2 separate regions of the Homo sapiens genome follow, and region 2 is linked to region 1. A link is an interaction called in ENCODE POLR2A ChIA-PET data of the cell type or tissue named here. Cell type or tissue: PC-9. All regions are shown on one strand.

Region 1 (8,000 bases):
ATTATGTATTCATAAATAGTTGCTCTAGTGTGATCAGTTGTGTTGCTGCCAGCTTTATGTTTCTATGGTGAAGACTAAAATGAAATATTTTGGAGTCACTTCACCATTACTTTATAATACGTTTTTCTTAAAATTACTCTGAAAATGAGGTTACGTTTTTAGCCAACAATGTCTTAAATCATGGCAGTTTCTTAACAGGTAAGAATTGTTTTAAAGGATTTTTTCTTAATTATAAAAATAGAAAATAATAAAATATTAAAACTACTTCATTGTTCCTTGACTCAGAATTAAACACTGTTAATTGCTGAGTCTTATTTTTCTCTCTGTGTGTGTATGTGACAGGCATTGTACATAGTAAATATAGTATATGGTGTTGTAACTCGCTCTTTTGTCACCATTTAACTCTTTCTGGATAATTTTCCCATAGCTTTAATCTTTCTTCACAAATATAATTTCTAATGGCTGGATATATTCTTGTTCTTCCATTGAGATGAATGCCAGATAGTAAATATTTTAAATTTTGCAGGGCCCAGTGGTCTCTATTACGAACTACTCAACTCTGCCATTGAACACAAAAGCAGCCTTAAGCATGACAAAAACAAATGAGCATCACTGTTTCAATAAAATTTTATTTATAAAACAGGCATGGGCCAATCCTTGAGCTCAAACTTCCTAAGTTTACATTTTGCATCTTATAGAAAAAAAGCGACAATTTGAAATGAAAAGGAAGCTTCACTACAATGAAGGACTCAATATCAAACTAGCCAGACAATTAATTTCAAAAGACCTACATGATGATGATGAAGATGAAGAAATGTTAGAGACTGCAGATGGAGAAAGCATGAATACGGAAGAATCAAATCAAGGTTAGATGTTTGGAAAATGTCACTGAGACTTTTGTAATGGTCTATGCCTAAGATAATGTACTTTATTTTGCTTTAAACTTGTGAAAAAACAGAAAATTTTGCTGAGATTCGCTTTATTATACCAAATGTTTCTAAAGTTTTAACCCGCATGGCCAATTTCAGAATAATAAAGTTTTTATACCTAGAGTTGATTTGATTTTAGACCATATGTTTTATTATATGGCTTTCTTATGGTTTACTTGCCTTTAGGCAAGGATGTTTGTCTTCATATTAAGCTATATTTTGTTTTGAATATTTTAGGTCATGTTGTATTTGTCATAACGATCTAAAATTTAAAATTTTTAAATGAAACTTTTTTTTTTTTTTTGAGACAGAGTCTCGCTCTGTCACCCAGGCTGGAGTGCAGTGGCGTGATCTCGGCTCACTGCAAGCTCCGCCTCCTGGGTTCCCGCCATTCTCCTGCCTCAGCCTCCCGAGTAGCTGGGATTACAGGCGCCTGCCACCACGCCTGGCTGATTTTTTGTATTTTTAGTAGAGATGGGGTTTCACCATGTTAGCCAGGATGGTCCCAATCTCCTGACCTTGTGATCCGCCCGCCTCGGCCTCCCAAAGTGCTGGGATTACAGGCATGAGCCACCGCGCCCAGCCTGAAACATGTTTTTAGTATGGAAGATTTGGTTTTACATCCCGTTAGATACAAAGTATGTCATATCTTTCCAATACGGATTCTTTTGACTGTTGGATTGACAAGTTATTTAACTGTTTTTGTTTTTATTTTTTTTTTAAGTCTTAGACACCCAGCCCCTGCAGCCTAGCAACTCCTGATCTGTCATAGGAAATAGGTTTTATTTATTTTTTATGAACTGTTACTCTGGTATTTAATGAAGTGAATCTTCTGCATCACTAATGGAGATTTTTTGTGCCCACCACCTACTCCTTGTACTTACAAACTTCATACTTTTCAGTGGAGGCGTAACTGATGTTATTTGTGGTGCCCAGAATGGTTAAGTCTTAGGAAATTAAATAATTATTGTATTACCATTTTGGTAAGCATAGTATTAAATATGAATAATTCTATGATACAGCCTGATGAGTTGCTGTCTCATAGTGTCAGGATTACAGTACTTTTTGTTATTCCGTAATATGCTTCAACCTTTTAGTCTATTTCATATAGCCTTTCATTTCCATTATATATCCCATAGTCTGTTTAACTTATATTTAACTTGAGCAAACTTCATCTTACATAGTAGCTGTGGCATGTTTTTATTATCCATTTTTATTTTTATTTTATTTTTTGTTATAGAGGCAGCGTTTTTTGTTTGTTTGTTTTAACGCCATTTCTTTTGAAAAATAACTATGGCATTTTGTCCGTCTCTGCTTATAAGATATTACATTTCACATATTTAGTACATAAATATATTTTTTGTTTAAGTTTAATGGAGGATTAAAATTTTGTATTAGGTCAGTGCCTGATTTTTCTTCACTGGAGATGAAGTACACCTTGCAAAGGAGTATATCCTGCTTAGCATTATAAAACCCACAAGAATAGGATAAGACTTAGGGAAATAAGTACCTTATTTACCCCCTACCCTTTTTGGGCCCTTAACATTTTACCAGCTTTTCAGATCTCTAAGTTCTATAGAACCCATTAGTTTTGGGACAGTGCCAGTCTCCTCCCTTCCCCCTTTCCTCCCCCATTCACACAATTCATTGGAGAAAATGACATGTTTGGACTCTTAGGTGATATTTTATAGCTTTCAGGTAATAAATATGTATCTTTTTATAGCTCTGGATATTGGAGTTGTCGTAAACTCTTACCTTTCCACCTGTGACTTACAGAAATGTTCAATCTGAAACCTGTTTGTTTTATCAGCAAGTAGACACTTCTGTTCTTTAGACTATTTAGGGGAGTGTATAGATTCTTCAATTTCAGTCTAAATCAGCCTACATGAAATATACCTTATTTGTTTTTAAAATTTTTATATTTGCTTGTCATGCATGCTAATAGAAGGGAACTTTAGCCAGGGTTGACAACATATAACAAATTATGTTGACTTTTTCTTTTATCTTTGCAGGATCTACTCCAAGTGACCAACAGCAAAACAAATTACGAAGTTCATAGACGAGATTTGTTCAACACTGCAATTGTTTGTTAGATGTAAACCCTGTGACTATAGTACGTTGCTTCTTGTTCTTCACAATTCATGACTTAAGTACCAAAATGCATACCAGTTATTATATATTGCCAAGAATTAAATGATAAACTTAGAGACTGATTAGACTGAAAATGCCTAATCGATATATATATTCTTGTGCCTAGTACTTTACCACAAATACAGTGTAATATCATCAGTCCAAAACTGCATTACTTTTGTAAAAACACTGGTTAATTTGTATAAGATATTATAGAGCTTTTTATGCTTTAGAAGTTAAACAATATCTTTGGGGGGGAACTAATTTATTTTCATCACTTGAAATGTGGTAGCTCTTACAAAGTTTATTGATTTGATTTTTTTAAAAATCAAAAGCCAATTGAACAACAGGATATATAGACTGATAAATATTTAGGCTGAATAGTATTTTAACACTTGTCTTCAACTTGATTTGTCTGTTTAATTGAAAAGAATTATAAGAGTTACTGTTGCATTTTCTGACCTACTATTTTTAAAATTCCTGTTGAGTTTCTTTGTGTTTACAAGGAAAGGACTGAACTTTTTCTCATCAAAACTAGCTTTTTTCCCCACAAATAAATTATCAGGTTAAACTTTCACCAATGTCTGCTCTGTTTTTTGTTTTTGGGGGGTTTTTGTTTGTTTTTGTTTTTTAATGTTTTTGGTACACTGGGCAGACTTCAGAGCAGTTTTTTAAAAAAATAAATATTCTAATGTAGCTATCTCGCCATTCCCTTTAAATACCTGTCTTAACCTCCTGCTTTTCTTTCCTACTCCTTTCCACACATACGCACACAATCTTCTACCTTTTAAAGGATCATTAAGACTGTCACCACATTAGGAGCTCTTTCTCTCACTCTTCTGTCATTTGCTGCTATGTTGAAATTCTTATTTTGACCATCAATGCCTATGAATTCTTCTAATACGTGAAGAAAATAGTTTGAGTAGCAGCAGTGCTATAGGTGGGAAATACAGTTTAGCTGCTGAATTTCTATACCTCTCTGATTTACAGATTGCTAATTAAATGGCTATTATTAGTTTGGATTAATTAGACTTAAGAAAACAACTAACTGAGGGTTTTTTTTGTTTGTTTTTTGAGGGTTTTCTTTGCATGAGAATTGTATGTAACCAGTGATATGATTATTCCTGAATGTACAGACAGAAGTAAGCCTGGACATTGTTAAATAGTCCCTGCTTTAAGGGACTACGATAATGTGTACTATGACAAACGTGCTTTATTCTTCTAACGCAGTAAGAATTAGGTGGAATTTTTTCCTTCAACCAAGTGCAGGAAAGCCCTGTGTGTCTTGGTTTAGTTATGGTTTCATTTCTAGCCATACAATTGATGAATTGTGTACAACTTTTGTTAGTACCAAAATAATCTGTTATATGAACAGACTTCTAAAATAACGTCTGTATATTTTATATATAGATACATATATGAAAGAAGGCTTTTATTGAACAGCTTATCTTCCACTTGCAGGTTTATGGAAACAGCAGTATTTGAAAATAAATAAAAAGTGGGAGAATTCCTTGCTGTTAGAAGAATGTGGCCATTATTTTGATTTTTTGAATGAGATATATAATCAAAGTACTGCTGAACTGTGAGTGCAGTATTCTAAACATTTCAGCTAGGAATACCACTGATTTAGAAACAAAACTGTTTGTCTCTGGTTTCTGAATTTAAAATGTTGGGATTACCTGTTTAAATCTGTCTTGGGGGATGTAGAGATTAAGTCTGTACATGTGCGTGCACATATATTCATGCACCCTCTGATTTTGGTTTTCTTGTTTCTGAGTTCTTAGAAAGTACCCACATACTCTTTTTTTTTTTTTGTAGAAGTAGCTGTCATAGAGTGAAGAAAAGGATAAGACTTTAAACAGTTGATTCTTTTTGTGTTTTCTACAAACTATTTTTTGAAATTTAAATCACAAACTCATTTTCTGGTTTTTAGAAAGTAGATGATGATTTCAGAGGAGTAAGGCATGCCAAGCAGCATGCTCAGTGGGGTTTTAGGCTGTCACATGCAGCTGAGAAAAGGTATGTTCAAGTCATAAGTAGGTAATTGATAGGGTATGAACTAGTCAAAATATGAACCATTATGATTCAAGTTAGATTTTCCTCTGGAGAGACAGATCTGAATGTTCAGTTCTAGCCAAGGTAGATTTTACTTTCAACTTTTTAATCAGTATCACTTTCTGTGCTTAACTATTTGGTGTTACCTTGTCTGTTTTCATTTGTCTAAAATTCTGCAGAGATGACTAAAATTTGACATAATGGTGTAAATGGATTGTTAAGGTAACTTTCAGTTGAAGATTAAAGCAAGATGCCATTTTCCCCATGACTTTGGTTTTGTTTACATTTTTCCCTTTCAGTTAGTATACACTACACGTACTGTAATAAAATACAATAATATGACAATTGCCTGTGTGTGGATTTTATTTTATTGTTACTTAGCTATCTCAAGACCATAATCCATCGACCACTTGCCCTGGATACCAGGAGTGGATCATGGATTACGCTGTGGCCGAGTAGTTTCCTCAGTCTTAGTAGCATTGTGCTCAGTCCCTTACATCTAACCCTCAAAACCACCACACAAAGGCAAGCATTCTTATCTACACTTTGTAAGTGAGGAAAGTGCTCTTGGTCAACTTATTTATTAATCATTTCAGTGCCTCACACATGCTAAATGATAGGATTTAAATCCAAACCTAACTAAATTTCATGGTCTTTATTCATACATTTTTTGATGTAGAAAACATTTTAGAAATTGTACCTTACAAATAAATGTATATGGATTATTGATCCATAACTATGCTTTAGGAGTAGCATTTTTCAGGTGTTTGAGCTTCTGGGGTTTTTTAAAATCTGAAAAATTGGAAATAACTTAATTTTGTTTGCAGTTTGTGTGCCATCTAGGAAAAATCGCTCAAAAGCACAAATAGCCAGTGGCTGGAGATGAATGCATGTCATTTGGTTGTGTTTTGCAAGTTTGTTTCTTAGCAGGCTGTTTCAAGCTCAGAACGTGATTTTTTTCATACAATCCATCTTAACAAGTCAAGGACCGTGTCAGCCTATAAAAGCCAACATGTACCCAACACAGGATTGCCCAGTGTGTTCCATGAAACCCTTATCCCACACCATGCTCCGTGAAAATGAGGCAATAAACAAGCCTCGCACATACTGTGTACTTTATTCCCCAGCCTCTTGGAGACTTATGTACATTATTATCATAATAAGGAGTCTGAGCAGTCCTGCTTATAGGAACCTATTTAAAACTTAGTTTTACCTTTTTCAAACATATCTCACTGTAACCACCCCATTTTGTCCATCAAATAACATCCCAAGTAGGGCAATAGGCCAGGGTCTCTCATATATCAAACTTGGACTTTCTCCTAAAAGAGGAAGAGAATGGTTTATCAGTGAAAGAAGGAAGACATGGTAGCAATAACTGCAGGGTATTGATGGATCGGATACAACTTGCCAAACATAAGATTTTACTTTTTGGTAACTTATGCAAGAAACTGCAAAATATATATTCAGGACAGATTAATGTGTAGTTGTGGTTGGTTATAAGCTGCAGTGGTTTTGTACTGATAGACTAGTATTCCAAAGACCTGCTGCTCAAGCAGATTTTTGGAATGTCTTACACTCGCTGTCCACTCTTTGCATAGTTGGTTGACAAGAGCACGTCTGCTACCCGTCAAGAAAATAGAAGAGCAGATAACAAGTGTCTCTGGTCTGTGGCTCATACCCCCAAACTTGGTTACTCCAGCAAAGTGGTTTTGGGATTCGACTCATCAGGTTTTTGATTTGAGGAATTATTGGGGGAGGTAACGCTGAGAGTAGGTGAGTGAGGATGCATTTGGCAAGTGTTTAGTCATGATTTTATCTCAACTGCCCAACCTGAAATTTTTTTCAGTAAAGTCTGCCAAGTGTTCGGCATTTCAGTTCTATTACCAATGGGAATTGTTGCAACTGGAAGATAACGCCTATAAATTGCTCCTATCTGTTTAATTGTGTGTGGATTGATGACAGTGTTGACTAGAACTAGAAGAGGATTCTGCAGGCTAATCTTTTATATCTTAATATCATTTGACCTCACTTATTAAGCAAAGAGGATTATAAGCAGCTTTTCAGTATGCCTTGTTCTAATGGTTCAGTCTGAAAAAGTGTTACCAATAATAGACTAATGAAATGAACATAGGAAGCAAAGTTTAGTTACATTCTCGTTTAGTTAGGCTTCTTGGTCTTGGAAGTATCCCTGTATAAGCAATTACTTAGCGTCAGAATTCTATGTTTTTATCTTCCTATGTAAAAGACACTCTCAATTGAAAAATAAGCATTTTATCATAGGGCACTGTGCCAAGCTAAATTGGGAAATACACACATAAGATTATTTCCCTGCCTTTAAAGAGTTTCAAGCTTAGGTGTGCAGAGCAGAGAGGGAGCGCTGCTTTGCAAGAACAAGGAAGGAGTAAGAAGACATTCACCCTCTGCAGCCATTCTCAGGAGGCCTTTCTGGTAGGTGAGACTGAGAAGGCTGGGCTAGCAAGCCACTGCCATTTATCAGAGTTTTATGTGGATTTTCTTCGTACCAAATGAAGATCTCCGATATGTTTGGTTTGGCTCTGTGTCCCCACCCAAACCTCACATTGAATTGTAATCCCCATTGTTGGGGAGGGACCCAATAGGAGGTGATTGGATCATGGGGGTAGATTTCCCCCTTGTTGTTCTTGTGATGAGGAGTGAGTTCTCAGGAGAGTTAGTTGTTTAAAAGTGTGTAGCACTTACTCCTTTTCTCTCTCTCTCCTGCCACATGTGAAGATGTCCCTACTTCCCCTTTGCCTTCCACCATGATTGTAGGTTTCCTGAGGCCTCCCAGTCATGCTTCTTGTTAAGCCTGTGGAACTGTGAATTAATTCAACCTCTTTTTTAAATAAATAACCCAGTCTCAGGTAG
Region 2 (8,000 bases), 130 kb after region 1:
TTATTATCCCAGTTTTACACATGAGGAAAGTAAGACTAGAGACACTAAGTAGCTTGTGTAAAGTCTAATCTAAGTGCCAGAGCAGGAATTCAAATCCATGTCTGACTTCAAAGCTCACTAAACATCCTTTATGTTGTTAGAAGCTTTTTCTGGGGCCAGGTGTGGTGGCTCACGCCTGTAATCCCAGCACTTTGGGAGGCTGAGATGGGCGGATCACCTGAGGTCAGGAGTTTGAGACCAGTCTGACCACCATGGAGAAACCTCATCTCCACTAAAAAAATACAAAATTAGTGTGGTGGTGCATGCCTGTAATCCTAGCTACTCGGGAGGCTGAGGCAGGAGAATCGCTTGAGCTGGGGAAGTGGAGGTTGCTGTGAGCTGAGATCGTGCCATTGCACTCCAGCCTGGGCAACAAGAGTGAAACTCCATCTCAAAAAAAAAAAAAAAAAAGAAAGAGAAGCTTTTTCTGTATTTTCTACCAAAAAGATTGCATCTTTCTTTTTTGTTGCTTAATGGATTTCATATATAACCTGACCATTGTATAAATTTGGGTCTGGCCACGTTCAAATGTAAATACAATTTAAAATATTAATTCCATTTTTAAGCTAATACCAGAAATACTTATAGATACTCAGTAATCTGTATGGTCATATTTTATGGAAGGGTAAATGTACATTGATTCCCTCCATCTATATTATTGATGATTTTTTTGGTGTCTGTCCAAGAAACACTGTTTGCTATATAGTAGGCAGAAGCAGTAGAATGAGTAAGACAGCTTCCGATCCATTTGTTTAGATACTTCTGAAACCACTGCTCATTTACATGTTTCTCTTTAAATTTCTGGAGATAAATCAGATGTATATATTTGAAATACCTTTTCTGAAAATAATTTTCTAGTTTAATAATTATAATTATAAATGGCATTGCTGTGTAACGTAGTGCTCCTGAGACCTTAACTTTGCTTAGGAACCCCTGGGGGATCTTCCCTGGGGATCCCATCTTGTGAAAAAACAGATTCTGATTCAGTAGCTGGAGACACCTGAGATTTTGTGTTTGTAACCGGATTCCAGGTGACGCCCGTGCTGTTGGCCCATGGACCACGCTTTTGAGTAGCAAGGATATAAAATATATTAAGCTGAAGGTTTTCAAATGTTTTGAAACCATGAAACACACATCTTTATATAATATAAATAGTCTAGAAACTATATTTAGTTCTATATGTAAACAAATTACATCAAAATTTTAGAAGATGTTTAGAGATAAGTTATTTTTGTATAGTACTGTATAATTTTTAAAGCCCTGTAATATATAGTAGTATCCTTTTAATTTTTACAATAATCCTGTAGGGTTAGATAGGACAAGTGTTATTACTCCCGTTTTATAGCTGAGGATACCAAAGCCCAAGGAAGTGATGAGGACTTGCTTCAAATCACAAAGTAGAAGAGGCACAACCAGGGCTAGAACCCCTTTTCTTTTTTTTTTGAGACAGAGTCTTGCTCAGGCACCCAGGCTGGAGTGCAGTGGCGCGATCTCGGCTCACTTGCAACCTCCGCCTCCCAGGTTCAAGCACTTCTCCTGCCTCAGCCTCCTAAGTAGCTGGGACCTCAGGCTCACGCCACTATGCCTGGCTAAGTTTTTGTATTTTAGTAGAGACGGGATTTCACCGTGTTGGCCAGACTGGTCTCGAACTCCTGTGCTCAGGCAATCCGCCCGCCTCGGCCTCCCAAAGTGCCGGGATTACAGGCATGAGCCACTGCACCCGGCCCCTCTGTCTTTATGATCAGTTCAGCGCTCTTCTTGCGCATCACTGCACTTCAGGATCCGCGTTGGGGGAGCACCTGCCACTGGGAAAGGTTCTGAGGAACGCTAGCTGGCTTCCAGCAAGTCTTTGTAAAAATTAATATTTTAATTTTGGATAAGGAGATTATTTGAAAATGCCTTCGTTTTCTACTTAAAAATTACATGTCTGGCTTTTTATTACTATTTTATTTTATTTTATTTTTTACCCTGAGGCATTACATTTATTTTCAAGTACTCTTTAAAACAAAATTTTAAATTCTCAAAGTAGACAACAGAAAATATAGTTTTGATTTTATGGAAGATTTATGAGAGAGTATGTAGAGGGGCAAGTCCTTCTAGAATCACAGAGTGGTATAAGAAGGATATCTTATTACTTATATATACATAAGTGATACATATATTATTACATATGTATTATATACATGAAATAAGAGTAAGGTAATAAGGTAGAACCACATGTAAATCATATGAAACACTGTGGTGGGACACCTCAGACTTTAAAATACCTAAACAGATAGAATCCACTGACAGTGTTTTTGCTGATTATTTTGCTGTTATGAGTGGATTCTTTTTTCCTTTGTATTATTCACTTGGGGTAGGGCACACACACTGCTAGAATCTTCAGACCAAAAGATTCAAATCTGAAACAAGTTATTGAAGTATCGACATTGAGTGCTAAGAACTATAAGCCCGTTCTAGAGTCTGTCTTACCCAAAGGGCTACCAAGACACATGGAAACCTGACAGCTTAAAAAAATCACTGTTTTCCCTCGCACTAAAGTTCCATAGTTACTTTTATATTTCGTACCTCTTCCAAATTCTTTTTTTTTTTTTTAATTTTTAATTTTTTTTTTAAGAAATGGATTCTTGCTCTGTCACCCAGGCTGGAGTGCAGTGGTGTGATCTCGGCTCATTGCAGCTTCCACCTTCCAGGTTGAAGCGATTCTCCTGCCTCAGCCTCCTGAGTAGCTGGGATTACAGGGACACGATACCACACCTGGCTAATTTTTTCGTATTTATAGTAGAGACAGGGTTTCACCATATTGGCCAGGCTGGTCTCGAACTCCTAACCTCAGGTGATCTGCCCGCCTTGGCCTCCCAAAGTGCTGGGATTACAGGCGTGAGCCCCCATGCCCAGCTCAAATTGTTAATCTATTAACTATTATTTTTATTTTAGAAACTATGGGGAGTTAGCATAGAGAAGAGAGGCTGAGAGGAGGAAGTGGTTGTTATTGAAGGTAGTGTCAGTGAAGGACTAATGTGGGTGGTGGAGGGGTTGCTCCAAGTCTAGGTTAATGATTTCATAGCTTTGTGCAGGGCAAGTTCCACCTATAGTATCATTGTAAATCATGCCAGGGACAGGTTAAACTAGCTTGTTGACTTTGCCTATAATGTATGCCACCAGTAGTTCATTCTTTGTGGTGAATAAGGCTTTATGAGTGGCATTGCTCTACGGAGTTCAATTATTGATCCATTCTTGCCAGGTGTTCTGTCATTGACAGCATCATAGTGCATCATAGTTGCCATCTAGGCTTAATTTCTGCATGTGTTGCATTGTCTGACTGGCATGCTTGTTCCCCATTGAGCAGATACTCTTTAAATCTCAGCCAAGTACTACCAAATGTTGGCTCTTTTTCTTCTGTTGCATTGTTTCTTGCATGTACTCTGATTTAAGCTGTTATAGTATTGTAATTTTGGGTGGGGAGCATAGCCTAGTAGTTAAGAACACAAACATTGGCTCTTTTTCTTCTGTTGCATTGTTTCTTGCATGTACTCTGATTTAAGCTGTTATAATATTATAGTTTTGGGTGGTAGCATAACCTGGTAGTTAAGAACACAAAGCCTGGAGCTGCTGCTGGGTTTGAGTCTGGCTCTATCATTTACTAGCAATATGGCCTTGGACAAGCTCTTCAACCTTTCTGTGCCTCAGTTTCTTCTCTCCAAAATGGGGAAAATAAGAGTGTCTATTTCATAGGATTATTATGAAACTAAAATGAGATAATACATGTAAAGTACTTAGCACAGTTCTTGGCACGTGGTAAATTCTAAATAAACAATGATGCTGTCTCTTCAACAGACTGTTAGCTCCTTGAAGAGAGATTGTCCTTAAAAAGGGGAAAAATGGGCTGGGAGTGGTGGCTCACGCCTGTAATCCTAGCACTTTGGGAGGCCGAGGCAGGCGAATCACTTGAGGTCAGGAGTTTGAGACCAGCTTGGCTAACATGGTGAAATCCTGTCTCTACTAAAAATACAAAAATTAGCTGGGTATGGTGCCCCTGGCGTGGTTGTGTGCGTGCGCCACTGCACTCCAGCCTGGGTGACAGAGCAAGACCCCATTTCCAAAGAAAAAGAAAAAACCCTCATTTGTTTTGTGTACTTGGTGTATACAAAGTCTTATGTTTTACTTATATTATTTCTTATTATTATAGCAATATTGCAAAATTGATATCCCTAATTTGCGCATGAAAAAACAAGAATTGGAGAGTATGTTACTCAAGGATAGTCAGCAGATAAGTTGTTTGTATTCCTATCATCTGGCAGAGTGTCTATGACATAGTAATTGCTTAGTAAAAAGTTGTTGAATGAATTAGGGATATTAGTTTGATAATTTAGATGGACTTGACATTTAATCTTGTTGTAGGTAAAAATCTTCCCTCTTTGTAGGTTTATATTATTCAGTTAGAATCTCATTTATCAGTGTCATCTAACAAGTATTTTGACAGCTGGCAAAATCTCAGTCTTCTCTCTTTCTGCCTCCCTCCCTCTTCATTGCCAAGTCCGTCCTTCCTCCTGGATAGCTGCAGCGTATATGTGGTTCTGCTGTATGACAATTTCATTTTCTCTGTAACTCCTGTGATGGTGACCTCTGTTCTACTTCTGATACCTATTTCATGGCTATGTTCTGTGCCTCATCACCCAGGGTTCTAATCTTTGAAATCTGGAATGCTGATATCCTACTTTCTGAGTTGAGTCTCCAGTCCTTCCAGTTCTCAGCCTCATTACTGCTTTTGTTCTTCAGCCCTACCTCTGGTCTTTCACTATCCGCTTGTGATATTCCAGATCACTTTTTTTTTTTTTAAATTTTACTTTAAGTTCTGGGATACATGTACAGAATGTGCAGGTTTGTAACACAGGTATACATGTGCCATGGTGGTTTGCTGCACCCATCAACGCATCATCTAGGTTTTAAGTCCCACATGCATTTGTCCTAATGCTCTCCCTCCCCTTGCCCCGCACCTGACAGGCTCCGCTGTGTAATGTTCCCCTCCCTGTGTCCATGTTTTCTCATTGTTCAACTCCTACTTATGAGTGAGAACACGCGGTGTTTGGTTTTCTGTTCCTGTGTTAGTTTGCTGAGAATGATGGTTTCCAGCTTCATCCATGTCTCTGCAAAGGACATGAACCCATTCTTTTTTATGGCTGCTCAGATAATTTTTAAATACACTTCAATGTATTCCTCTTTTTTGTAATTAAAAAAAGTTGAGATAAAATTAACCTAACATAAAATCCAGTATTTCAAAGTGAGTAATTCATGGTTTTTAGTATAGTCCCAGTGTTGTACAACTATCACCACTATCTAATTCCAAAATATTTTTCACCCCAAAAAGAAACCCTGTATCTATTAGCAGTCACTCCCAATTCTCCTCTCCCTCTGTCTTCTGGCAACCTAATCTACTTTCTGTCCCTGGATTTGCCTATTCTGAACATTTCAAATAAATGGAATAATACAATATTTGGTCTTATGTGACTAGCTCCTTTCTCTTAGCATGTTTTTAAGAGTCATCCATGTTGTAGCATGTATCAGTCCTTTGTTTTTATAGCTGGATAATGCATCATTGCATGGATGTACCTCATTTTGTTTATCCATTCATCAGTTGATGGACATTTGAGTTGTTTCCCTTTTGTGGCTGTTGTAAATAATGCTGCTATGATCCCTTTCAGAGTACTCTTAATGTTATTACATCATTATTTCTCTTCAGAGACTTTCATGTCCCTTCCATAATAGCTACTCTGCAGAATTCTCCACTATTTTAAGTCTGACCATCTATATTATTTGTCCCGTATCTGGCCTATAAAACCCTACAGGGGAAGTTACACAACTGTTTGGTGAAACCAACTGATGGTGCTACACATTCCTGGAATTCTTGATATAAAGCAGTTTCCTCCAGACCCAGTCAGGTGCCTTTCTTGTTACCGTTAGTGGCTCTTCAAGACCTCAGGATTTGCCACATTGTTCTTCATTCTCAACAGATGACCTTGTCTCTTCTTCTGCTTGGTGGGAATGCCTTTATTTCTTGCTGCTAATCTAGAAGTTTAACAGAATCTGTTCTTACCATTTTAGTTTTTCTGCTTCTTTGAATAATAAAAGTATCCCTTTTTCTATGCAGTTCCAAGCCCCTTACCTCCTCAGGACTTTGCTTTAGCATCTCTCTCCTTTCCCTTCTCTGCCACCTCTATCTTAAGTAGATAAAGATTTTTTTTTTTTTTTTTACTAAGTTTGTTTCTTAGTAAAACAAAACAAAAGCAAACAACAATAGGAAAACCTCTCCCTCTGACAAGGAAGCACAAATCTCTATTGAATAATTACCATGTGCCAGTAAGTTTGTGCTAAGAATCTTTTTTTTTTTTTTTTGAATACAGAGATAGGGTTGTTGACCAGGCTGGTCTCAAATGCCTGGCCTCAAGAGTTCCTCCCATCTTGGCCTCCCAAAGTATTGGGCTTACAGGCATGAGCCACGCCTGTGCTAAGAATCTTTATGTGCATTCCCTTAGTCTTTTTTTTTAGTAACCATATATGGTTTGGTACCATTGTTATGTGTGATACAGAAGAAGAAATGGAAGTTTGTTGAGGTTAAGTTCACTCAGTCTCACTTAGATGTTTAAGTATGACAGTAGGTTGAACCTAAGCAGACTTAGCTGAGAACCCTATATTTTTTGCCGTAATATTTTACTATTAACCTGTCTCTCTTTGTTTTTATGGAAACTTTTAATTATTTTTGAATTTAATTTGTTGCATAATACCACCTATGTAGTACACAATTTGAAGGTAAAAAAGTGTGTACCCAGTGAAAATCAGTCATTTTCTAATCTCTTTCCTAGAGGAATGCACTGAACTAGTTTCTCTTGCGCCCTTGTGCAATTTTCTTTTTTTTTTGAGACAGCCTCGCTCTGTCACTGAGGCTGGAGTACAGTGGCATGATCTCAGCTCACTGCAACCTCTGCTTCCCGGGTTCAGGCAATTCTCCTGCCTCAGCCTCCTGACTAGCTGGGACTACAGGTGCGCACCACCATGCCTGGCTAATTTTTGTATTTTTAGTAGAGGTGGGGTTTTGCCACATTGGCCAGGCTGGTCTTGAACTCCTGACCTCAAGTGATCTGCCCAACTTGGCCTCCCAAAGTTTTGGGATTACAGGCGTGAGCCACCATGCCTGGCCTTTTCACAAAATTTTCTAAGTATATAAAAGTATTTGTACTCTTCAGTACAAATGACTCTCCCCATTTCAACAAAAATATTAGCACTGTTCTACATTTTGATTTTTCTCTTAATATATCGTGGATGTTATTTGTTGTTATAGAGCTGTCTCATTTTAAAAAATGGTTGAATTGTATTACCTTTCATGGCTATATCATAATTTATTTATCTAGCTGTCCACTGAGAGACGCTTAGCTTGCTACCAATATTTTACTGTTACCGCAGTGAATATCTTTACATGTGTCATATGGCCTATCTGTAAAATATAGTTGTAGAATACATTTTAAAAAGTGAAATTGCGAAGTTAGAAGGTATGTATGTTTTAAATTTTGATAGCTCTCGCTAAACTGCCTTCTGTAGATATTGTACCAATTTACACTCCTACCAACAATGCGTGAGAGTGACTATTTCCCCATAACTGCCCTCTTTAAAACAGCATGTTATCAAACTTTTTCATCTTTGCTGTTAGTAAAAGAAAAAAAAATAGTAATTTCCATTTCTTTTATTATAGTGAGAATGAATATCTTTTCATGGGTTTAAGACACATGTATCTCTTTTTTGGGGGGTAATTATCTCTGCATGTATGTTACCCATTTTTTCTAGTGAATAGTTGGATTTTCAAAATGATTTATATACCCTTTTTTATGGTACGGAAACTTGTCCTTTGTGATTTATCTTAATATTGTTTTCCTATGTTGTTTCTTTTGACTGTGTTTGTTTTTTCCTTA

What was found. Peaks named below come from ENCODE experiments on the same cell type or tissue, not always from the same donor. Only the 100,000 strongest peaks of a DNase experiment are listed, where the experiment ranks them.
Region 2: POLR2A ChIA-PET joins it to region 1 with 13 read pairs; 6 of 35 experiments call an interaction of 5 or more read pairs at or near these places.

What each region holds. Positions count from the first base shown.
Region 1 is chr3:195,511,884-195,519,883 of GRCh38, reverse strand. PPP1R2 (protein phosphatase 1 regulatory inhibitor subunit 2) reads left to right here. Exons shown (of 6, transcript NM_006241.8): 5 at 699-866; 6 at 2,942-5,456. The coding sequence ends at 2,988. Among named protein-coding and RNA genes, the nearest start is that of PPP1R2, 27 kb to the left of the region's middle. RefSeq lists a silencer at 2,846-3,046. In PC-9, no CTCF peak of the experiment used is centred here; no DNase peak of the experiment used is centred here.
Region 2 is chr3:195,383,679-195,391,678 of GRCh38, reverse strand. The region is part of intron 2 of ACAP2 (ArfGAP with coiled-coil, ankyrin repeat and PH domains 2); the gene reads left to right. Among named protein-coding and RNA genes, the nearest start is that of ACAP2, 55 kb to the left of the region's middle. In PC-9, no CTCF peak of the experiment used is centred here; DNase peaks (open chromatin) are centred at 3,258, 4,748, 5,928 and 6,508; H3K27ac peaks cover 1,775 bases.